Linked DNA regions of Homo sapiens: region 1 is linked to region 2. Evidence: read pairs that join two places in POLR2A ChIA-PET (ENCODE). Cell type or tissue: Panc1. All regions are shown on one strand. Each heading gives the region's core, and the rest is flanking DNA. Links, peaks and the distances in the headings are about the cores only.

Region 1 (12,874 bases), core at 2,416-10,415, 130 kb before region 2:
CAGCCCCAGCATCCAATAATCTACTTTCTGTCTTTTCTTTATGGATTTGCATACTCTGGACATTTCATATAAATGGAATCATATAGTATGTGACCTTTTGTTCCTTGCTTCTTTCACTTAGCATAGTGTTTTCAAGGTTCATCCGTGTTGTAGCATATATCTGAATTTCATTTTTTATGGCTGAATAGTATTCCATTGTGTGCATATACCACATTTGTTTATCCATTCTTCAGTTGATAGACATTTGAGTTGTTTCCACTTCTTGGCTATCATGAATAATGCTGCTATGAACATTCCTGTACAAGTTTTTATGTGAACATATATTTTCAATTCCTTTGGGTATATATCTGAGAGTAGAATTGCTGGGTCATCGGATAACTCTGCGTTTAACTTTTTGAGGAACTGCCAAAATTTTTCACAGCAGCTGCACCATTTTACATTCCCACCAGCAATGGCTGAGGGTTCTAATTTTTCCACATTCTCACAAGCACTTGCTATTGCCCATCTTTTTGACCATAGCCATCCTAGTAGGGACGAAGTAGCATATCATTATGGTTTTCATGTGCATTTCCCTCATGGCTAATGATGTTGAGCATCTTTTCATGTGCTTACTTGGGGTGGGGGCAGGGTCTCACTCTGTTGCCCAGACTGGAGTGCAGTGGTGCAATCAAGGCTTACTGTAACCTCAAATTCCTGGGCTCAAGTGATCTTCCCACCTCAGTCTCCCAGGCAGCTGGGACTATAGCTGCATGCCACTGTGCCCAGCTAATTGTTTTTTTTTGTTTGTTTGTTTGTTTGTTTGTTTTTGTAGAGACAGCACCTCACCATATTGCCTAGGCTGGGCCAAGATTTCTTAACAGTATTAATGATGGCTTGTTTGATGCAATGTCTGACACCATCACCATTATTATTGTAGTAATTATCAGCATATATATATTGGTTAGGTTAACTCTTGCTACTGTAACAAATAAGCTTCAGTATTTCCGTGGCTTAATACAACAGTTTATTTCTCAGTCATGGGACAGTCAGTGTGTGTGTTCCTAGTTAAGTGATTTTCCCAGAAGTGACAGGAACCGAGGCAGCTTCTTTCTTGTTGTTCTGCCATCTAGGTCCTCCTCAGCATCAGCCACATTTAGCTGGCAGGAGAAAGAACAGAGAAGGTACACCTAGTTCTGAAAAGCCTTGCTCTAGGGGTAGCATACATGCCTTCCACTCACATGCCACTGAGATGAACTAGTCACATTGACATACTAGATGCTACTATGGCTGGGAAATGTAGTCAGTTCCTGGTTGGGTAGCCACTTCCCAGTGGAGCACAGATCTTGTTACCATCTCAGCCTCTTCTTCCAGAAGCAGAGCTGAGATTTAAATCCAGCTTCTTGCCACTATACCATATTGCCTCTTAGGACTCAAAACACTGCTAAAGAGGACTGTACCGAGCTAGATGATGAAAAGGGGGAAACAAAGTGGTTAATTTATCCCAAGCTCCTGGAACCCTTTTTATACAATACGAGGGCCTCCACGGCCCATGAACAACTATGCATTTGTCTTTCCAGAGTCTTTGCTTATTGGGTCCACAGCTCCCAGACCAGACCTTGTACTTCCTCAAAGCTTGTCATCTTGTACATGTCTTACCCACCACAGGTCTCTTTTGTCATTTATTGTTGTAAACTGGATTCCTCTTCTCTTTTATGTCCCTCTGTTAAAGGTTGACATGGTTTGGCTCTGTGTCCCCACCCAAATCTGATCTTGAATTATAATCCCCACATGTTGAGGGAGGGACCTGTAATCCCCATGTGTTGAGGGAGGTGACTGGATCATGGGGGCAGTTTCCCCCATGCTGTCCTTGTGATAGTGAGTGAGTTCTCATGGGATCTGATGGTGTTAGAAGTGTTTGGAAGTTCTTCACTCTTCTCTCTCCTGCTGCCTTCTGAAAAAGGTGCTTGCCTAACCTTCGCCTTCTGCCATGATTGTAAGTTTCCTGAGGCCTCTCCAGCCATATGGAAGTGTGAGTCAATTAAAGCTCTTTGTTTATCAGTTACTCAGTCTTGGATATTTCTTTATACTAGTATGAAAACGGACTAACACAAAGGTGCTATACAATGTGGGTGTTTTGTTGTTGTTGTTGTTGTTGTTGTTGTTTGAGACAGAGTCTCACTCTGTCGCTCAGGCTGGAGTGCAGTGGCATGAGCTCGGCTCACTGGAACCTCCGCCTCCCAGGTTCAGGTGATTCTTCTGCCTCAGACTCCTGAGTAGCTGGGATTACAGGTGTGTGCCACTGCGCCAAGCTAATTTTTGTATTTTGTATTTTTAGTAGAGACAGGGTTTCACCATGTTGGCCAGGCCAGTCTTGAACTCCTGACCTCAGGTGATCCGCCCACCTTGGCCTCCCATAGTGCTGGGATTACAGGCATGAGCCACAGTGCCCGGCCCAGTGTGGGTTTTTAACAAGAGCTGATTGACTAACTGTTGACCAGGTAGGTGTCATATTCATTTTGTATTTAGTTAAATGGGGACTTTTTTGATTTCAAAGTCTTGTTCACTCATTAGATCCTCTTCTAGTAGCTTTGCATTAAATTACCAACATCTTTTTCTCTCTTTAAATTTTTTTTCATTGGTGGATTTAAATAATTTATATGTTTTTAACTTTGTATAGCACTTAGATGCGATAGCATTGTTTTACAAATTAATAAATAAATAATACATTAGAAGAACAAAAGTAGTAATAAGAAGGCAAATATGCCTGTTAACCTTGTAAGAATCAATGGAACCAGAGGTTATGATTTTATGTTTATAGGCGTAACTTGAATGTATTGTACCTCCCTTTTTAAAGTTAGGTCTTAAGAAATATAGAAGATATGTAAATGATAAAAGGCAAAAGGTTTTTCTTTTTAACTAATATGCTACAGTGCAGACCTCAAGAGAGGACTCTATTAGTTTCAAGAATTGTAGTCTGCTCTTTATTGAAACAGAGTGCGTGCGGTTATAAATGAAATTATATGGAGTTTTGAAAGATCATAGCTCCGCCTCTTGATAGCATTCTACCTCGTCAAGAAATCAAAACATAGATTTTTGCTGTCCTCTGAAAAATCCCTGGGAAATAAGATTCTCCAGTGTCTCTGTTAGTCTCTCTGCTCCAGGAGTGGGATATTTTCCTCCATAGTTCTCCTAAGTCTGCTATAGTTGGAGCTTCTCTTGGTTTGTTTTCAGGATAAGCAGTCATTTTCTATTATAGATAACTCCATTTTTATAGTGACTAATTTTTTAAAATTACATTTTACCCCTCTTTCTTCATACAGTGTAATCCTGTACCCTTTGACCTGCACCCTTTATTTTAAAAGCTCTCACTTTTTTTTTTTTTTTTTGAGACAGAGTCTCACTCTGTCACCCAAGCTGGAGTGCAGTGGCGTAATCTTGGCTCACTGCAGCCTCCGCCTACTGGGTTCAAGTGATTCTCCGGCCTCAGTCTCCCAAGTAGTTGAGATTACAGGCATATGCTACCACGGCTGGCTAATTTTGTGTATTTTTAGTAGAGATAGGGTTTCACCATGTTGGCCAGGCTAGTCTTGAACTCTTGACCACAGGTGATCCATTCACCTCGGCCTCCCAAAGTACAGGCGTGAGCCACCGCACCTGGCTGAAATATTTTTATAGTTGAGAAGTTTTAAAAACTAAAAAAATGGTAGAAAGCAGCCTGGCCGCAATGGCTCACACCTGTAATCCCAGCACTTTGGGAGGCTAAGATGGGTGGATCACCTGAGGTCAGGAGTTCGAGACCAACCTGGCTAACATGATGAAGCCCTGTCTCTACTAAAAATACAAAAATTAGCTGGGCCTGGTGGCACGTGCCTGTAAACCCAGCTACTCAGGAGGCTGAGGCAGGAGAATTGCTTGAACCCGGGAGGCGGAGGTTGCAGTGAGCCAAGATTGTGCCACTGCACTCCATCCTGGGCGACAGAGCGCAAGCCCATCTTTAAAAAAAAAAAAAAAAATCACACCTCTTTTATTAACTTAACAACTTTACTAACTCCTTGATATAAAACAAATGAGAAATTTAGCTCATTTAACCACTCCTCATTTTTGTTATGTTTTTTTAGTTCTGTTAGTATTTATCTTTTAAAATTAAACAATATACTTAAACCTCTATTATTATTATTATTATTTTTTTTTTTTCTGAGACATAGTCTCTCTCTGTCGCCCAGGCTAGAGTGCAATGGCGCGGTCTTGGCTCACTGCAACCTGTGCCTCCTGGGTTCAAGTGATTCTCCTGCCTCAGCCTCCTGAGTAGCTGAGATTACAGGCACACGCCACTACACCCAGCTAATTTTTGTAGTTTTAGTAGAGGGGTTTCACCAACAGGGTTTCCCTACGTTGGTCAGGCTAGTCTCGAACTCCTGACCTTGTGATCCCCCCACCTCGGCTTCCCAAAGTGCTGGGATTACAGGCGTGAGCCACCTCGCTCGGCCTAAACTTCTGTTTTTTAATCCATCAGTTATAGACAATATTTCTCGACTCTTTACTACGTTGATGAAGAAATTACCACCCACTACATTTCCCTCATTTTTCCCATTCTACTTCTCATCTTCTGTTAGCTGCTTTACTATATTGACATTGTGATAGTTATTTTTTGTTCTGTAACTTATAGTTAAACCATCTATATGTTAACTATAAATTGATCCTGAAAAGGGAAAAACACTAAGAACTCATTAAAATATAATGATCATATAAACATTGTTCATGACAGATCTAGTAATTGGTTGGATCTAGAGTTAGGGAAATATGTCAGTAAACTTGTTCCCCTCTTGGAAGAATTGTACTGTTCTGATGAAACAGATTAGATTTTCTTACAAGTGCTCAGAATTATTCCACATGTTAAATAGCTTCCTATTAGACAGCTTTTTGTTTTCTTGAAGTTCCTGATTAGTTTTTTCCGTTGCAGAAGCTTCTAAAGCATACTGTTTGTTCATTGGTTGATTTTGAACAGATTGTTTATGTCTGCAATCCTAAAATTTCTTCTTCTTTCCTATCATTAGTAACACTGTTTCCTCAATTTCATTTTCTTTTTGTGGAATGTGGGTAAACAGTTTTAAAAAAACCCCTTTCCCTTTTCTTAAGATATTGACCTTGGGCCCCTGTTACTTTTCTAGACCTGTTCCCCTGAAAACCTGATGGTAGTGGAATGTCTGCTGCGTTATAAGCAACATTGCTTATGATTTTAAAAAATTACCCCTGAATGGTAAATTGCATCTGGCCTGGGAGAACTGTAAATATCTGGTCAGAAACTATAGATCCTTGTGCTTCCCTGAGTGCAGAGACTTTTGTAATTGGGCTTATTCCTTGTAATTCTGGGATCTGTGCTTATGGAGCTGTCACAAGAAGTATTAGTTTCTATTTGGAATGTGAAGCTTCTAAGCCAGAGTAGCTCCACATTTACCCGTTGTTGAGTCTTATATACTCTTTTTTTTTCCTTGAGTCTTATATACTTTTTTTTTTTTTTTGATTCTTAATGCTCTTATTTGAGCTGTCACCTGCAGGCCAAAAAGAATAGCTCCCAGACAGTTGTGTTGACTGCTACAAAGACTCCCGAAGGGAAGAAATACCTGGTGCTGTCCTGGGGGCTTGCTGTGTTTCCCATTCTGTGTCCTAGGTGAATCTGAAGCCAATTATGGCTTGTTTGGGTCTGTTGAGCCTAAACATTTAGTTGAAAAGACTGCTATAATCCCAGCACTTTGGGAGGCTGAGGCAGGAGGATTGTTTGAGGCCAGGAGTTCAAGACCAGCCCCAGCAACATAGTGAGACCCAGTCTCTACCAAATAAATAAAATGTGAAAAAAAAATTAGCCAGATATCATGGCACACACCTGCAGTTCCAGCTACTTAGGACGCTGAGCGGGGAGGATTGCTGAAGCCAGGAGTTCGAGGTTACAGTGAGCTAAGATCACACTACTGCACTCCAGCCTGGGTGACAGAACAAGAGCCTGTCTCAAAAAAAGAAAGAAAGAAAGAAGATCACTCATGGCGATTGCAGAGAACAAATCTATAAGTAATTTTTTTCAGAAAAGGGATATAGAAAACAAATTTTCAGAACCCCAGCATATCTGAATCATAGTTTGACTGGGTATAGAATTCAGTTTTTTCAGAAGTCTGACAGCTTGGATTTATTGCCCTCTAGTATCTAATGTTGCAGATGAGAAATCTGATGTCAGTCTGACTCATGTTCTTTGCAGTAATTTATTTTTCTCTATAGAAGCCTTTAGGATATTCTCTTCACCTCGGTAGTCTCAAATTTCACAGTGACATGGCTGGATGTGGGTCATTTGTCATTCATCCTGCTCAGTTTGCTTCGGTATGGAAATCTGCCCAGTTCTCCTCGATTTATAAATGAGTAATATTTCATGTGCATATCATTTTCTCGAAATTCACCAAGATTTTTCATTTACTAATGTCCTCTCCAATTTGCAACCTTTTTGAATGTATTCTCTTTGCATTTCTTTGATGGCATGTCAGTGGTTTCCGGGAAGGGAGAGCGAACTGTGCCTACAATGTCAGCCATCTTGGACCTGAATTCCCAAAAGCACCACGGCCTGTGCTGACTTGTAGTCAGCTGTTGATAGTCCCCAGTGACCCCAAGTCATTTTCCTTACCTTTCGTGTGCTTGGCTGTGCCTCTGCCATGTTATATAGCTGTCTTGTTTCCTGTCAGAGTATACTCCCTCACGTATTGTCCTCATTTGCATTCATTTTTTAAACAATTTCTTTGCTTTGTCATGGTCCCGTTGAATAGTAATTCTGTCTGCCAAAGTATTAGTGACTTCAGCCATCATCTATCCAAAACTGTGCCCCTCGCAAACATTTTGGCAAATACAAACGATTAGATAAAAAGAATTAGGTAATGAAAACTTTCTTTTTCCACTTGAGAATTCTGTAGTCCTAATATGGAACTACCTAGTCTTTCTAGCTTTTAGCTTCTAATTTTATCACAAACTTTCTATTTCCTGCCAGATTTATCATCTAAATTCCCTTCTGAGTAAATTTTTCCCCCAATCTAGGTGTTTATTAAAAATGATGCTGCAAAGAGTTTTTTTAATAACTTAAGGAAATACCTAAGATTTTTAAAAAGCGTGTACAAAATTATAGAAGTGTTATCATAAGTAGAAAGAATTACGGAAGAAGAAAGCCAAAAGGAAATATGCCAAAATATTCATAATGGTCGACTTTGTATAAGGGATTACGGAAATTATTTCTAATTTTCAACATTTTTCTGACCAATTTACATGTATTTCTTTTAAAATCTAAAAACACTTTACTTGAAAAAAAAAATTTTTTTTTTGCTAGAGCCATAAGTGTTTTATGGATGCTTGTCCTTGCCATTATTTGAGTAGCATATGCTGGCAGAGTGGCATGGTTTATTCACTGCCAGCAGTAAATCAACAAAATTAAGTGCTATACATAGCAATATCCCAGCAGCTCTTCAGAACCTTGCCATTTAGCCCAAGCACAAAAGCTGTGTTTCCCTGGAAAGGACACTCCAGCTACATTTTCCTTATGCTTCTCTCCATGGGCTCCTTAAAGCCCGCTTCTCTGAGAGTACTTTCTTCTGCCTTTCCCTGGGACACCCAAAGTTCATTCCCATCTGAGTTTGCCCTCTCCAAGGGCCCTGGCCTACTTGGCAGGTTAGAGCACCTCCTTGGAGCAGGCAATCTCTACAGCAACCTAATGTTGGGAAGCTTCTCCCCTGTGCCTTCCCTGAGAAGCACCTTGACTGTCTCCCTGTCACCTGGAAAGACATGTGTGGAGTCCACCCATCTGCTGCCTGGTCTTCAGCATGATTGTATTCATATCCGAGAAGCATTGTCTGTCCCCTTGCTGAATGCACTGCCACTTAGTCCTGGGATCTGTTTCTGTATCTGCTATTTATTCCCTAGGAATGGTAGAAAGAGGAAAATATTTCTTCTTCTAAGTGCTGCAGTGGCTGAGGACAACAGGATAAATTAAAGGTGGAGAGTTATAGCCTCAGTAAAGTCTTCCAAAGTATAGCAAGATTGAAAAATGGTACATTTAAATCTAGAGACAATTTACTTTGCCTGTGATTTTTTTTTTTTTACATCTTCTTTGCCATTGTTAGTGACAATGTTGAGAAAGGTTTGATATTTGTTTTTTGCCTGCTTTGTTTCTTAATCTCACACTTAACAAAAACTTTGGGTTGGTTCCAGGAGGTCACTGCTAACCATGTGATTTGGAGTTTTGTGTAAAGAACTTGATGTCACAAATAAGATGCAACAGAAAGAAAGCAGGATATAAAGGAGGAAATGTCTTCCTCATTGATACTAATGATGATGAGACATAGTTCATAGTTGGGTGACGTGTTAGTTTCCAAGAAGATTGAAGCACTTGACTGTCGCATAAATCCCATATTGGTAATAACAGACAGGGCTGTTGTCCTCAGATTTTTCTGCCCTACCAGGTTGGAGGAGTATGTTTGCTTGTTCCTTCTAGAAGCGTGAACCAATTAATGAGTTCTGGTTGTGTAATTGTCACTTTTGAAATGCTCGATGAAGATTTTATTTTTCTTTTTTCATACTTAATTCCGTTTTTCTACACAGCATTTGACAGTAATGAAAAAAGCCAGTCATGTTCTTTTCTGTTTTTTTTTTTTAAAGGGCAAACATTGGTGTTAATTTTGTCAAGAGCTTTAGAACTTGAACAATGAAGAAACATGTACCTGTAAGAGGAATGGTTTCAAAAAATGAAAAATGAAGAAAATAGCAGATTTTAGACAATACACACACACACACACGTACGTGCACGTGCGCCAAGTCTGACCCTAGGCAGATCCTTGTGTTAATGATGAGATATCAGCAGGCTTGCCCTATAGAAGTCATCTATACGTTAGGCCACACTTGGAGACACCAGTTACTCACACTTGTTTATGGGGTTATGAAGTACCTAAAGCTGATGCTTATTTTAGAATAGAAAATAGCAATAAGGAGTCAGCCAGTCATACCTGCACATTTAAAGGGGACTTATCTTTTGTATTGCAGGAAGTTTTTATTATAAATTTACCCAAACATTGGGAGGCATGTGGAAAGTAGATTTTGATGCTAAGTATGTGAATTGCCTGAGTTCTAAATTTAGAGCTGCCAGCAGATCCTGTGGACCCCCAGTGGGAGGCTCCTCTCTACCCAGAACATTTGGAAGTTAAAGGAGCTAGAAGGAAATGAAGTCCTCTTGGGTAGCAAATGATCAGGAAGAAGAATCTGAGAGCTCCTATTTCCTTCTTTCTTACTTAACCCAGGAGCCACGTTATTCTGTGAGGGTAATAATTTTTTCCATGCCTGTTATAAAAAAAATGAAGCATACCTCAATAAAACTTTCTCAGTGAGCTGTGTGAGCACACAAAATGTACATGGTCAGAAATTTTTATTTTATTATGGAAATAACTTTCTTATTAATGTTATATTCCAAATGATTAAAAATAAATCAAGATCACATTTAGTTCACCTACCATCATCACTTACCTGTTCCACTCCACTCTACTGACTGACCCCCCCACATTCCCTCTGTGCCCTCCCATGAGTTTACTTACTATAGGCAGGTGGCACTTTTCAAGCACAACTCTAGTATCGTCCTGCTTAGGACCCTGCACTGCTTCCTGCTGCTCTCTGAATCAAGAACAGAATTCTTTGCGTGGCCTAGAGTGCCCTGCACAATCTGGCCCCCTGCCTCTCCATACTCCCTCTGCATCCCTCTCCCTGTTCCCATCTCCCTGGCATCCTCTGTTTTCCCACCATCCATCATGCTCTGTCCTCACACAGAGCCTTTGCGCATGCCATGCTGGTCTCTGTCTGGAGCCCACCCTCTGCCCTTTGTCTCATTAACCACCCCCACTTACCCTTCTCAGCTCAAGGGCCACTTTTCAGGAAAGTTTGCCCTGACCACCCATCTTGATCAAATCACTGTGTTATCCCCTCTCATAAAACCAAGCTACTTTTTTTCACAGCCCTTGTTGCAGTTTGCAATTACCCATTCATAGCATGGCTGTTAAGTTACTGTTCTTTTGCACCAGAAGGTAAGCTCCAGAGCAGGGATTTGGTGTTTTACTCACTCTTTGATCCATAGTAGTAGCCTAGCAAGCACCTAACACTTGTAGGGGTCAGTATGTACTTGATCTGAATGAATAGAAGCATGCGTGCCATTGCTCTGTCTCCAGTCACGTATGCATGTTGGTTTCATTTGTCTTGTTACTGTCTGGAGGTGTCATTGTCACAAAGCCCAATTGGGAAGTTTGCCCATTCCAGCTCAGATGCTGTCACATAAAGCGCAAGGAAGAGTTTATGGGAGAGAATAAGATTTGCCCATGGTGATGTAGTCCTTGTAAACTACACATGTGTCTTCCTAACTTCTCTTTATTAACCCATTATTGATCTGTCATCTTTGGCTCATTTATAGCATTATTCCACAAATTTTAATTCAGTATTGCCAGAGGCTCAGTTTTCTTTGGTTTTTACATCTATCATTGCCCCTCACGTTAGTGACTTGGATCCCCTGGTAACAGTTTATCACTTCAAGTTGGTTACTGGCTGGAAGTCCATTACCTTTATTTTTAACCACTCTTAGAGAGAGTAAAGTTTATTTTTATGGAGGGGCCAAGTGCTTTTAAAACTCTTTTCCAGCTGTGCCCCTTTCAGTTCAGAAATTGATTTGATTTAAAATCCCAAGTTCGTCTGGTTAATGTTTCAATTGCTTCTCTGGATTTTTAGAGTAAAAGGTTAAAAAAAAAAGCCCAAACTTAAACTCTGAAGAGGGACTCTAAACTGCCTGCCAGAGCATCACATGTACCTCTCCCAGCAGGAAAGAGTCTGTTCAACAGAACAGACCTCACTCTGGAATCCTAGAGCTCTCTGTACCTCTCATGGTCTCAGGATGGCTGCAGAGGGTCCAGCCTACCACCATCCAGAGAGGTGCTCAGTCAGCACCCTTACCATGACCAAGTCTTGATTAACCCCTCCCCTGAAATGGGTGTACAGACAAGGGACCTGCTGCACATTGTCAGTCACATGATCCCAAGGTAGGTAAGCAAACTGAGCAGCGGGCACCACAGTAACAGTCAGCATGGGCATCTGCAAAAAAAGGAAAGTAGAGCCTATTTGTTGGTCAGTGAATAAAGGTAACAGAAAGGAAAGGCATGGTCGTTTTGATCTTATTTTCTTAAAGTGACCTGCCTCAGTTTACTAAATTATAATCAGAAGTCAGCAGCCAGCCTCTGGATCTAATGAGAAGGCTCTGTTTTGGTAATTATACCATGATTGACGCTTGCTCAGCTCTATCCCAGAGAACTAAGAGGCTCGTGTTTTCTTCCTGTGTTTAAAAAAGAAGAAGGAAAAGGGCATTTTTATGAATTCAGGGGTCCAGCATGCACACAGAATCACCATTTAGCTCATTCTCTTGGCTTCAGCTGTCTCTTTCATTCATATTTTCCATTGGCACCTTCTAGAATGGTTTCTCAAACACAACTTGTCTCAAACTAAACTCATCATTGTCATTCTCCATAAAGCAGCTCCACTCCTTTGGTGTCCCTGCTTTTGTTGTTGTAGCTCCCTTCCCCTGGGCATCTCTTACCCCTTTGAGTCTTTCTTCTTTGCCCTCCACAGTCATTCAGGTGCTATATCCTTTCTGTTATACCCTTTCATCTTTTTTTTCCATTCCCATTGCCTCCATTCGTATTCAGACCTTCATACTTATTTCCTGGAGTATTTATAGTAGCTTCTAGTGAGTTTCCCTCAATACTGTTGCAGAGAATTTCTATACTCTACGTCTGTTGCTGTACTAGAGTCTAGAACACTGTTGCTAGGTTGTCGTTGCTGTGATTTCTTAATCCCTGTACAGGGACCTTCAGTGAGGAAAGCCTCCGATCCTTACCTGGGTCATCTTCTATCTCTACATGACCAGCTCTCCCTAAACATCTCATTTTTAAATATCCTGCCTCCTGTTAAACCACATGTCCAGATTTCAAATATAAAATTACCATATCTCTCTGACTCTAACCAGACTTTCTAACCTTTATTTCTGTAATTCTCTCTTTACAGTCCTTATATTCCTACTTTCCTTTCAGCCTGGCCTAATCACTATTGTTAAATGAGCCCATGCTTTAGGTAAGCTAATTATTTTTATTTGCTCTGGCTGATCTTCAAGTCTCCACCTATTCAGTGTTCCCTTCAAGACCCAGCCAAATGCTCTATGAGTTCTTCCTTGATCTTTCTCCTCCCAAACACAAGTGACTGCTCCATTATGTGAATGTCCACTGTAATTGGCATGCATATAACTTGATACATTTACTGTTTCTTGGGTCTGTTTCAGAAAAGGGAAGAAATAAGGGCCTAGTCCAGGAGAAAGGTTACTTTTTAAAAATCTAGCCATTTTTCAAGGTACATTGGGATTTATCCCCTTGGAAGTATAGGAGCAGCTTTTCCCAGAGTCATCTCTGTAGGTCTGTAGTCAAATGCACAACTTTGATTCAGTCTAATATTTGTTCAGTGACCCTAGTAGGTAGAGGCTCATACTATTAATACATTGTGAAGGAAAATTCTGAGGAGACAGGAAGACATTTCTTCTATGAAGGAACTTACAGGTTATACAGAACATTTGGGAACCATCTTGTTTGTGTACACACACACATATGCACACACAGTGTAAAATACAAAACAAGATCCTAGAATCAAACAATACTGTAACTGGTAGAAGTACCTTGGAAATCATAGCCCAAGCCTCCCATTTTACAGATGAGACAGCAGTCACAGGTGCCTTTCCCAAGTTCTCATCTAATGGCAAGCCCTGGATTAGAACTCAGGTCTCCTGATTCTGAGTCCCTTTTTCCCA
Region 2 (12,874 bases), core at 1,881-9,880:
TGCTGTTACTGCCACTAATATTAGACTATACAAGTAGCTGCAAGTATGCTAAAAAGATGGAAATTTATCTCATGCCATGGGATAAGGGTCTTCTGCCATACCTGTCAGTATGGGATGGGTGGGGATGTGACACAGGCTGCAGCGGATGTGCCCTGCACATTCGGTCTTGTAAGAAGAGCTCAGTCTTTGATACTCCTTTGCTTAGGGAGAGGGAGCTCTTCATGTTTCTGACATCTCTCTACAGCCCTGTCAAAGAACATAGGGTAGGCTGGGTCTCTGGGACAGTCCTGCACTAATGGGCTAAATACATGGAGTTCGTGTTCAGTAAAAGGTTTCATTTGTTTTGCTCTAACATCTCAAGTTGCAATTTACAGAGGAGCAGCAGAGGGACTAATCTATCTGGTTTTAGACTGGAACACTTACACATCAAAGATTAAATGGGGAATACAGATAGCATACTTATGTTTAGGTAAAAAGTACAGTGAGAGTGAAGGGAGGAGTATAGCAAAGGAAGAAAATTTTCTCAGAATTTGCCTCAAGATTTCTAGTTACCCTTAGCTCTCACATATATAATAACTCCCATCAAAAGGTTGTGGAACTTTTTTTCCTTTTGGGGGGATGGATGGGACACTTTCTTCTCTTGAGTCACAGGTAACATACATCCCAATTGTTGCTGTCTTAGGAGTACTGGAGAAGCTTTAGTCTTTCATCACCCAGACTCAGCATATAAACAGGAGTTCCTAAAGGCCGGGGTCTTTTGCTTAACCATGCTCTTGAGAGGTGACAGCGTGCTGGCAGCCCTCGCAGCCCTCGCTCACTCTTGGCGCCTCCTCGGCCTCAGCGTCCGCTCTGGCCATGCTCAGGGAGCCCTTCAGCCCGCCACTGCGCTGTGGGGGCCCCTCTCTGGGCTGGTTGAGGCCAGAGCCAGCTCCCTCAGCTTGCAGGGAGGTGTGGAGGGAAAGGTGCGGGCAGGAACCTGGGCTGCGCGCGGCGCTTATGGGCCAGCTAGAGTTCCAGATGGGCATGGGCTTGGCGGGCCCCACACTCGGAGCGGCCCGGGGCAGTGAGGGGCTTAGCACCCAGGCCAGTAGCTGCAGAGGGTGCACCAGATCCCCCAGCAGTGCGGCCCACCGGCACTGCGCTCGATTTCTCACCGGGCTTTAGCTGCCTCCCGGCAGGGCAGGGCTCAGGACCTGCAGCCCGCCATGCCTGAGCCTCCCCGCCTGGCCCCCCGCTGTGGGCTCCTGCGCAGCCCCGAGCCTCCCCTAGGAGCGCCGCCCCCTGCTCCATGGCGCCCGGTCCCATCAACTGCCCAAGGGCTGAGGATTGCGGGCGCATGGCGCGGGACTGGCAGGCAGCTCCACCTGCGGCTCCAGTGCGGTATCCACTGGGTGAAGCCAGCTGGGCTCCTGAGTCTAGTGGGGACTTGGAGAACCTTTATGTCTAGCTAAGGGATTGCAAATACACCAGTCAGCACTCTGTGTCTAGTTCAAGGTTTGTAAATACACCAATCAGCACTCTGTATCTAGCTAATCTAGTGGGGATGTGGAGAGCTTTTGTGTCTAGCTCAGGGATTGTAAACGCACCAATCAGCAGCCTGTCAAAACAACTGGCGCTCTGTAAAATGGACCCATCAGCAGGATGTGGGTGGGGGCCAGATAAGAGAATAAAAGCAGGCTGCCTGTGTCAGTAGTGGCAACCTACTCGCGTCCCCTTCCACACTGTGGAAGCTTTGTTCTTTCGCTCTTTGCAATAAATCTTGCTGCTGCTCACTCTTTGGGTCTGCACTGCCTTTATAACCTGTAACACTCACCGCGAAGGTCTGCAGCTTCACTCCTGAAGCCAGCGAGACCAAGAACCCACCAGAAGGAAGAAACTCCGAACATCAGAAGGAACAAACTCCGGACACATCACCTTTAAGAACCGTAACACTCACCGCAAGGGTCCGCAGCTTCATTCTTGAAGTCAGTGAGACCAAGAACCCACCAATTCCGGACACATTTTGGTGACCCAGATGGATACACTCTCTCCCTATAACTCATAGTAGAGCATGGACTCTCCACACAATGGCAATAATGATAACATTTCACCAGTCAAATCAGTTTTGGTCATAATAAAAGATCTCAGGTGTTTCTCTGCATAACAGGGTTTTCTGGTGGATCTAGGCTAGAACACTGTGAACAGAATAAGGCTTTTTATAAGAACATACTGCCTCACTTTCCTTTACAGACATAAGACAGAATGCCAAATGTTCCTGACAGGTTTACACTTGAATAAGAATTAAAATTAAGGCACAGACACGTGGGCTGATTTCTGATGCTGGTGAAATGGATCAGCCTGGTAATGCATGTCCCCAACATGTGTCCTAATCACTGCAGCTCCTTGCCCCACTCTAGACCTTACGGATATCACTGTTTGTTCATTGTGTAGCCCCCTGCAATGGCAGCAACAGTTGTGACACATGCATATTCCTTTTGACTCAATCAGTTCACATTCTCTCTAGATCATTCCCTTGAAAAGATTCAACAACCTCCATGGCTTTCCAACATGTTTCATGTTTCTAAAAGTCAGATTAGATCATGTTGACTGTATTCAAAACTATTGATGGCTTCTCACTATAAACGAACATCCAAACTCCTCAGCCTGGAATCTGGAATCCTTTTCCTCCCTTTCTAACAGTCTGTCCTCATTTGACTCCAAGACTTCATCCAGCTGAACAGAGTTCATCTCCTAAATACCAGCTTTGCCCAAGCATCCCCTCATTTCCCATATCTGAGTCCCAATCTTCCTTTAAAGCCCCAATTGTGAAAGCCTGTCCAGAATCTTGAGTTGCAATTAATCTCTCCCTCTCCATATCACTATAACATAGGCTTATACCTTATACCTATACCTTGATAAATGCTTATGGTAGGCTGTTCCAGTTATTTTATGTATGTCTGCCTTCCTCTTGGGCCCAGCAAATACCTACTTGAGTGCATATTAAAATCACTTTGGGGGTCCTTGGAGAAGTGGCTGATTCCAGGATTGGGGAAATTTAGGGACACATGCTGTTACGCCAAAGAATAAGGGAATGCTCCCAAATCCTCCCCCCACCACTGAAGAAAGATGGGAAGTATGCCACAAGAGCACAGGAGCCAGCAGAAAATAACTTCCACTGGCTAAATCCAGGACAATTTGAGCACCAAAATAATTAAGTTCAGTCGGTTGTCCATATCCATGGGTTCCGCACTCAACGACCACAGATCAAAAATGTAGTTAGGCCTATGATGGTTGTGTCTGCACTGACACAGGTTTTTTCTTTTTGTCATTATTCCCTAAACAACACAGCATGTAACAATTTACATAGCATTTACATTGTATTAGGTATTCTAGGTAATCTAGAGATGACAAAGTATATGAGAGGATGTACGTAGGTTATGTGCAATGCTACACCATTTTATATCAGGGACTTAGGCATCCTTGAATTTGGTATCCATGGGAGGCTCTGGAGCCGATTCCCCGCAGATACCAGGGGACAACTGTACCATAACAAATCATAAACCATTAAAAAAGATAAGAGCCCATGAGTCCATGCCAGTAACAGATAAATAAATGGGGGAGAGGAGGTGGCTTCACTTATAGAAGAATGCTGAGTGCCAAATAGTAAATGCTGAGGGAGTGCTAGAGTTAGTAAATCATCATTTTGCAACCCTCCTAGCAGAGACTGGCTTAGGCAAGAATCATCAATGGATGATGAATCTAGGGAAAATTTTTCACGAGGAGCAGAGCATTTACTTGGTCTTAAAGTGTTTTCCCACAGATTGGTTTATAGGTGCAAGGGGAAAAATAGTAACTACATAGTGGAGAAACCAGGGAATGCCCTGACTAGGTGGGTATATCAAAATTAACATCAACAATGAGGGCTGATGGACATCTGTGCCTCCCATAAAACCCTGAGAAGGATGCGTGATTATTTATGTAGTAGTCTGGGTGAGAATTCGTAGCCTGAATCTAATTATGAAGAAATATCAGAATAAGGAGTGTTCTATTAAAACCCCAAATAAAGAGTGTTCTACTAAAAAATAGGTGAGGGGAGGGATAGAGGGTTGTATTCTTTAAAAATGTCAATATCATAAAAAAACAGAAAGGCTGTGAAAACATTCCATGGGAACTTGTTCTACCAAATCAGAACCTCTGGGTGTGGGTCCCAACAATCTGTTTTTAACATGCCCTCCAGGTAAATTGTGATGCTCCCTCAAGTTTTGGTTCTTGTTTTTTGTTGTTTGTTTTTTAGTTTTTAAGAGACATGGTCTTTCTCTGTTGCCCATGCTGCAGTGCAGTGGTGTGACCAAGACTCACTGTAGCCTCGAACTCCTGGGCTGAAAGCCATCCTCCCACCTTGGCCTCCCAAGTAGCTGGGACCACAGGGTTGCACCATCTTGCCTGGCAATAATTTTTCATAGAGACAGGGTCTTACTATGTTGCCTATCTCTACAAAAAATAGAGACGGGCAACAAGCTGGTTTTGAACTCCTGGCCTCAAGGGATTCCCCCACCTTGGCCTCCTAAAGTGTTGGGATTACAGGCATGAGCCACCACACCAGGCCCCTACTCAAGCTTGAAGCCACAGATTTAGACTGTAAGCTCTTAGATTCTGTATTTCTAGCTCCTATATTCCCCATAAAACCTAAGAAAATGCTTTCTGCATATTCAGATTTCAGTAAATGCTTGATGAATTTGGTTTGACAGTGAATGATAAGGCAGCAATGACCACTGAGGCACTTGGAGATGATCAACTACTCCAGAGGCCCCAGCTAACACATCACTTCAGGTTTCTAAAGTGAAGAGAAAACTTATTTTGAAAACAATAAAGGATGTCAGATTACTCAGGAGGTTAATAAAAGCACTACTGTTCCCAAAGGGAGCATATCCACTTAAGTTTGTTAATGCACCATCAATTGAAAATATGTTAAAACTTACACTCTTCAACTGGTATTTAAAAATTAGTTCTGCAGTTCTAGCAAGCATTGCACAGTGATTAAGAAGCCAAGAAGGCCGGGCGTGGTGGATCATGCCTGTAATCCTAACACTTTGGGAGGCCGAGGCAGGTGGACTGCCTGAGCTCAGGAGTTCAAGACCAGCCTGGGCAACATGATGAATCCCTGTCTGTACTAAAATACAAAAAATTAGCCAGGCGTGGAGGTGTGCACCTGTAGTCCCAGCTACTAGGGAGGCTGAGGCAGGAGAATTGCTTGAACCTGGGAGGCAGAGGTTGCAGTGAGCTGAGATCGTGCCACTGCACTCCAGCCTGGGCGACTCCGTCTCCACAAAAAAAAAAAAAAAAAAAAAAAAAAAAAAGGAAGCCAAGCTACGTGTATCAATCAAGATCTGCTCAGAGAAGACGGCATTCTTGTGGCTGTGACGTGGCCCAGATTTGATGAAGATGGCCAGATTGCAGAAGAACATCCTCTAGGTGTCAATTCAGGAGACAAGACTCCTGCAATGACAATGAGCTGATCAATTTGCTTACTGAGTAGAAAATGAAACAAATAGATCCATTTTCAGGCAACTGTTTTCTATCTTGAGAAGTTAAACTATTGAAGATGCTCTAAGATGCAGGATATAATCCCAGCCTCGCAACCACATGCCTTTTCTAATTGGCACCCTGAAAGATTTCACAGGAAAAGGGTGTTACTTTGGTATTGTTGATTTAAAGGTTATCTAGTCACAGGGAGGCAGAGGAGAATTCGTATTCAAAATTCCTCCTTACTGAAAGCCCATGAAGTGTCTTGGCAATTAACAATTCCTATCACCTCTAGCTGTTCCCTATGTAAGAAGGCTCAGAACTCGCCTTACAAATTGCTCTTTTGAAGATCAAAGGGAAGCTGAATGTGTCTGTGTGTGCTCTCGATGAGACTGTAATTTAATGGAATTTTTAGAGAAGGCCTCACTGGCAGTGTTTGGACGACAGCCCTGGGGCGGAGGATTCAGGGGAGCTTGGCCACTCTTCCCTTTGGAGCGTCTTCCCTGCCTTTAATTGGCACCTCATTAGAAATTAATGAAAATGACATCCTCTGTTCTTCCTGCTCTAGGCATCGAATGCTACAAAAAGGCCCATCACAATTCATAACACATTCAATTTATATAGCAATGGCTCTTAAGCATTATTTATGAGATGTGAATTTCTTGTCAGCAGTTAATAACCTGTACAGAATGGAAGGCAAATGGAAGAAAAGATTGCGAATATATATTTAAAAAAAGATTTTCTGCAGGGAAGAAGTGTTCTGTTTGAGCTCAAACTACCTTCCTGAGTCTTCACTTTCAGTAGTAAATTACTGTGTTATCCCCCCTCTAAAACCTTTCAGGGCAGTTAAACATCTCTCCAACATCCATGCATCCTCAAGGAAATAACAGTACAACTCACCCTTTCCTAGAGAGATCCAAGCAGGCAGGAGGAACACAAGAGCTCTTTGTCAAAAACAGTCCCAGACTTTTTTATGGCATGTTCCCATTGTTGTCCTTCATCTTTTGAAGGGTGACAGTCGACTCAGTCATTTTTCTGGGCACATAAGTGTAATGCTCTCAGTGGGTCAAACTGAATGCCCAGCTGACTCTAGGAAAGTTACATCCTGTTGAGACTGCAGAAAGCTCAGGGCTTTCTTCTCCAACAGAAAAAGTCAAATCTCCCTAAAAGCAGACTTTCGGAATTGGGCACAAGCCAAGAGACTACATGTTAGAACATTTAAAAAGGATGCATACTGAAGCAAACCCAATATGCATTTAGCAATCCAGCCTCCTGCCCACAAAGGTTAAGAGCATGGCAGAGTAATCTATATTTACCAGAGATTAGACAAGTTGGCTTTACTTGAGTGAATGTGAAGTCATCTAACATATATTACTGTTTTTTTTTTTTTCTTTTTTTTCAGGTGGATGCTAAGACCTTAGGAAATTAGGTAGTCTGCGTCAAAGCTGAAGGGTAAACTAGGAGACCTGGTTACATCTTTAGATCTCAGTGCTAAATTGTGAAATCTCCTGTTTGCCTGACAAGAAGAAGAAGCATTAGCCACTGCCGGGGACAAGACAGCATACTTGATAGACCAATTGCTTGATCCGCTATGGCAAATCCTGTGTAATACCCAGGATTCAGTTACTTTCAAGGAAGAAACAAGAACAGAAGGTTCAGGAAAGTCCCACAATTCTAACTGAGGAACAACCAAAAGCCTACGTTACAAAAGCAACAGCTAAAATGACCAGGTAGGCTCACAACACTGGTAACAGACTGAACTGCTCAAATTCCCTGAGAGTTCACATGAAGACCAAAGCAAGAATTTGCAGATCACAAAAGATGAGACAGCCTCTGCAGAGTGGAGCGAAGCTGGTTAGCCAGCAGAGCCCAGAGTTTCCTCAGCCATCCACAGTGTCCCTGCCCTACATCACCAAGAATTTAAAATTGCCTGGCAGGGTTGATCGAAATAGCCTAAGAATAAGGTTTTGAACTTACCTGGGCCATACTGCGTGCATGAACACACGGACATCTGAAAACTGCTGTCAGCCTCTATTCCCACCACCTATCCTAACCCTCTTTACGGTTTCCCAAAAATGCTTAGCACTATAACCAAAATGCCCTAAAAACCTTATCTGGTAACATTTAGACTCCCCATGCTGGTTCCGGTTTCTGCAGTTGAATATGCACTTCTAATCTCGTGGAGTACCGCATACACCAGAATGTGTAACAAACAGGTATCTGGTCAAAACAGGAATAGGAGTTCCAACGTAGTTTCTATGAAAAGCTAATAACCTCTCTCTTCCTTCCCATTTCCAATAGGGCAGATAATTGAGGAACCGTAGCAGCAAAGGCTGCCGCTTCAGAAGATAGTAAACTTCCAGTGACCATTACTTTATAACTGCTGAGTGAACTATTTAGTCCTGACTGTCAGCAATAGTACTTGTAGGATATCTTCGGCTGTCCCAGAAGTGAAAGGGGGCTTCTAAAGCTGACTTCTCAGAAAGAAAGAAATAGGATTCTCAGAGGCTACAGACAGGTCTCAAAGTCAACCTGATGACAGCTGAACTGGTCCTCAAACAATTTTATAATATTAGGTTTTAAAACCAGGAAATAAAAACAAGTACAGGAAACTGTAAATCAGCCTAAAATAATGCTGCTACACAATTTCGTTCCTATGTGTCATGATACATGTGGTCAAGAAGAGAGAAAGGGTTGACTTAAGTTTCATTCCACTGTGGGTAGGCATCCCTGTGCAGCAATTCTAAAAGGTATTACACTACAGAATACAGAAGGAAAGGTGACTGTAAAGCTATTTCAGACTGGGTATATGGTGGCTCATGCCTGTAATCCCAGCACTTTGTGAGGCAGAGGCAGGAGGATGGATTCAGCCCAGGAAAAAAAAAAAAAAAAAAAAAAGGCTATTTCAAGGTATTAACTGACTAGATGAACTAAGGTTCAAAGGTAATTTTCTAATCAAAGCTTAATTTAACAGGGATATGGAGAAAAAAAAATCTTCCATTTATCATAAATAGTAAGAAGCTCATTCAAAATTAACTTAATATCTGAATTTTATGGTACATACTCCAGAATTTTGCTTGTTTGGTAAACTTCTGAAGTCGTGAGAAGAAACCAGAGTAGTAAGTGGTGGGGGGAAGTTGAAAGCACTAAGCAGTGAGATGTAGCTCTAAGGAGATATGCATTAAGAACATGGGGATGTTTTTGTCTTTTTTGCATGTGTGAGAATAAAGGGTGTTTAGAGGCAAACATACTATGCTCCTGATTTCTCAAGCCCCAAACCTATATCGCATGCACTACTGTAGCAAACTTACAGTACTCAGAAGAAGAACGAAAGACTTCAGCCACTTAAATTTCCAAAGCTGGGCCAAGGTGTTAAGGATATAGTCTCCATCACGCCACTGGGGGAGATGCTTACCGCAGCGACACGATCCCAATTCCTGCTGCACCAGCTCCAGTTTGGTTTGGCACTGGAAGCACCGACGTCGACTCTTCTGTTTAGATCGACTGGTTTCCTCGGACCGTTCCGTATTCTCAAGTAGTCGTGGCCGTTTTACTGGTGAAGCCTCATTCTCAGACTGTGAATCTGACCAAAACAACATATTTGGGGATCAGGATTAGTGCCTGGCCTGGCAAGCACAGTTGATTAATGTATTTCCAGGCATTCTCCTGACCAGGCTACTGCCCTTGTCCAGGAATCAGACAGGTGAGAGCCAGTTCTGACTTGCTTGGTTTATACTGCACAAACTATGACAAACGTGTACCTTTAGTGCTGACTTCTAACAAGCTAGGCCTGAGCTGGAGAGGAGGGTGTGGGTGGCTCAACAAAAACCAGTTCTATGTTGTTGTTTTTAAAAAGAGCTGAGATTCTATGAGGAGACCATTCCAGCTAGAAATGGGGTCCTGTCTTTGTATTCCCTTGCTGGGACCTAGATGCTTACTGCCTGTATTGGTTAGATATCTTTTCTTGGGCATTTGCTTGTCCTCAAGTAGACCGTAATTCTTTAGAGATGGGACTATGTCTAATGTATCTCTGTATCACTATGCTTTCACAATTCCATTCCCAAAGCCAGCGTTTGATGAGTGATCTGTAATCTTTTATAGTAAAATTACTCACGTTTCTACTCTTAAAGACACAGAAGTCAGGTTCTAATACTGACAATTAGTTCAATTTGATTCAGAATGAAGGGGCACCTCTGCTGGTACACATGCAAGCTGCCCTATGAACTCCACCATGGGGTGGTGCAGCAGCAGCAGCACCAGGCACCCCACCTTGAGGTGGAGCCAAAATGGTAGGTGGAGGGGGGTGTACTCTGTGAAAACTGTGTCTTGCACAACTTCAAAAAAGTAATTAAGACGCAACAAAGCTCTTATCACAGGCAAGGCTGTAAACGACTCTTGCCTTCAATAAACTGGGCAGCTCTTTGGGGCTCTGTATTCCTGAAACAGCTGCTTGCATACCCACGATGTACCTCTTACCAAGTTCCAAATTGTTTGTGCTAAATTACTTCCAGAAGGGAGTCTCCTAAACAGTCTTCCTCAAAATAATCCAGATGCCACACCTCTTACCCCTCTGTCACCCCCACCTTGGTCTAAGCCATTACCAACTCATCAAGCCTACTACAAGAGCCTCTTCACTGGTCTCTCTGCTCATCCCCTTGTTTCTACAGTCTATTCTCCACATAGCAGACAAGTGACTCTGTTAAAAATCAAGTTAGATCATGTTACTTCCCTGCTCAAAACCCTCTAATAGCTCCCCTTGTCAGAGTGAAAGTCCAGATACTTAGACTCTCAAATACCCTGCATGACTTGCCCCACGCTCAGCTCCTGCTGCTTTCCTTCCTTTGCTTATCTCTACACTAGCCTCCTTATTGTCTCCTACCTGTGGTACTTTGTACCTTCTATTCCCTCTGTCTGAAACACTCTTCACCCAGATCTACATGGGATCTTATCTCTTTTATCACCCAGGCCCCTGATGGTGATGATGGTAGTTTGCTCACAGTCCCCCAGCCCTGCTGCACTGTACTGGCATATGGAGGCCCTGCATCATTCCCTTTGATATCTTTGCTCCAACGTCACATTTTCTTTTAAATTTTATTTTGCAAAGTCACATTTTCATTGAAGGCTTCTTCCCTGATCATCACTTCTAGATCACTGAATCCCTATTCTTAGCACTTCCCCTCGTCTGTTTCCCTTTTATTCCTCCACAGCACTTATCTTTAACATTATGCCCTAAAAGAAAGCAAACTCCAAGAGGGCAGGAAATTTCACCTGCTTTGTTTACTGATGTTCCCTCCATGCCTATGGCTCAATAAATATTTTTTGAATGAATGAATTTGTCTCCTAGGCAGTCCTAATGTTCTACTTAAAGTGGCTCTAGTGAGAAGCCACAGCCTATAGGATGTATTTTAGTGAAGGCTGTCTGTATGCCCTTTCCTAGCCTCCCTGTGTGTGAGGAAGATGCTGCACTTCACCCAAGATTGTCCAGTGGACCCCGATGGTGATGCTGGTAGTTTGCTCATAGTCCCCCAGCCCTGCTGTGCTGTACTGGCATATGGAGGCCCTGCACCATTCTTAGCAACTACAGACTTCATTTTTCATCTCATTTAATTCTTCCAGTCCTACATGACATTTTGCCCCAATACAAACCAACTAAATAAGGACTCTGATGAAAACAATTGAAGGCAAGTTCAGCCTATTTCCCAGCTCTGCTGAGCAAAGCTGTCCAGGCCCAGTCAGTGTGGTGAGTAAGGTGGCTACAGATAGGGCAGGCGCTCTCCCTTCTTCTACAAGAGCAACAAGCAACAATTTAAATATAAATCATTACAAAGCAGTCAGCTGAAAGAAATTCACCTTGTATGAGCCACACTGCTCTCTGCGGGCGGGGTCCTTTTACACAAACCAGCAATGGCTCTATTTGTATCAATAACCCTATTTAGAATTTTTTTTTTGTAACAAGAAAATTCTAGGGTAAAAACTGTAACAAAAAATGTTTTTTTCTGAGACAAAGTCCTAAATTCAAAGCATCCTTATAGGAAATTACTCCCACTGGGAGGCAGGTGTCAGCACAAGATGGGGAGGCAGCTGAGGCCTTTTCATTATTACTATGATTAAAATCTGGAGGGCCTTGGCACAATGCCAGCACACCTCTACTCTAACACAGAACTGCTCAGACCCTGAGCCCCTTTCTTTCACACCTCTGTGTCTGAAAATGCAGAGTTCACATTTAGAGCTCTTTCTACATGAATCTATCCCAAACCGTCAAACATGCTGTTCATCTGCAAAGCACCCATTTCTAAAACAAACCTTTCCTGCAAGGAGAAGACAATTTAATTTCACTGTGTCAATGAAGCCGGGGGAAAAAATAAAGACAAAAAGAATTTCAGTGTGGCAATATTATCCATAAGGTAACTATGTCCAAATAAGTAAGGGAGTTAGATATGTGAAGAAAAATTTTTTAAATGTATGAGTCCTATGGCTGAGAAATAGAATTCATATTTACATAATCACAATCATTAGTCATCACCAAACAACCCACTTTGATGGGACCCCCCAACCCCTGCCCTGCAAAGTTAGGAGGCCTGTGCAGTCTTGACCTCTTTTTCTCTTAATTCCCCATCTTACCTGACCAATGGGCATTCAATAGCAACACTAAGGAATGTCTACATGATCCCATGCTGAGATTTTCCTTGATCTATTCCACATTAATATAAAGACCACTGAGTTATTTGTTCTGGTAGGCAGTAGGCATGGAATATTCTTGAACAATGAATCCTAAAGGAGGTTTCTGATGCTGCCACAGCTTCTGGTATGATATACTGATCATCCTAAAAGAACACCATTAAGCCCTACTCGATCCTCTGACAATCAATGTCCCAGCATCCGTACAAGTCTATGACCAAAGGCATCCATGTACAGGAAGTCTGGGCCCCAGGAAGCAATGCTAGATGATTCTAAAGCAAGGCAGAAGAAATGTCTAACAGAATGTGTTATGTTTTAGAATCAAAGAACTATTCCAGATAGCAAGAGATCCACACCTTTGAAGCTCTGGAATATGCCCACTTACCCTTCCCTAGATGAAGATCTGTTAGATGCTCTCTAATGCTCCCTGCCACCAAGAGCGAGGGTAAATAAGCTTCCAAAACTGCTCACTATCCTCCACAAGCTATTGCCCAAGAAGGTGACTGTGTATGTGTAATTTCTTCGAGAAGCAAACCATTCTCCGGCATTTTCTCACAAGTCAACTTAGTGTTTTAATGAGAAGCTAATGAAATAAATAGTAATCTATAGAATCATCCTCACTTGCATAAGAAATTTACATTTCCTCTGCTAATTAGTTAATGAAACCTTTGTGCCACAGGGCGAGTTGCTTAAA

The links. Peaks named below come from ENCODE experiments on the same cell type or tissue, not always from the same donor. Only the 100,000 strongest peaks of a DNase experiment are listed, where the experiment ranks them.
Region 1: POLR2A ChIA-PET joins it to region 2 with 5 read pairs; 3 of 35 experiments call an interaction of 5 or more read pairs at or near these places.

What each region holds. Positions count from the first base shown.
Region 1 is chr6:38,242,383-38,255,256 of GRCh38, reverse strand. The region is part of intron 9 of BTBD9 (BTB domain containing 9); the gene reads left to right. LOC105375045 (a long non-coding RNA gene) reads right to left here. Exons shown (of 2, transcript XR_926772.4): 1 at 11,618-12,874; 2 at 8,641-8,720. Among named protein-coding and RNA genes, the nearest start is that of BTBD9-AS1, 230 kb to the left of the region's middle. In Panc1, for the core only: no CTCF peak of the experiment used is centred there; no DNase peak of the experiment used is centred there.
Region 2 is chr6:38,112,783-38,125,656 of GRCh38, reverse strand. It overlaps ZFAND3 (zinc finger AN1-type containing 3), which reads right to left. Exons shown (of 6, transcript NM_021943.3): 5 at 8,918-9,085. LOC124901314 (a long non-coding RNA gene) reads right to left here and starts at 2,530. Exons shown (of 2, transcript XR_007059570.1): 1 at 1-2,530. RefSeq lists an enhancer at 5,429-6,231. In Panc1, for the core only: no CTCF peak of the experiment used is centred there; a DNase peak (open chromatin) is centred at 5,566.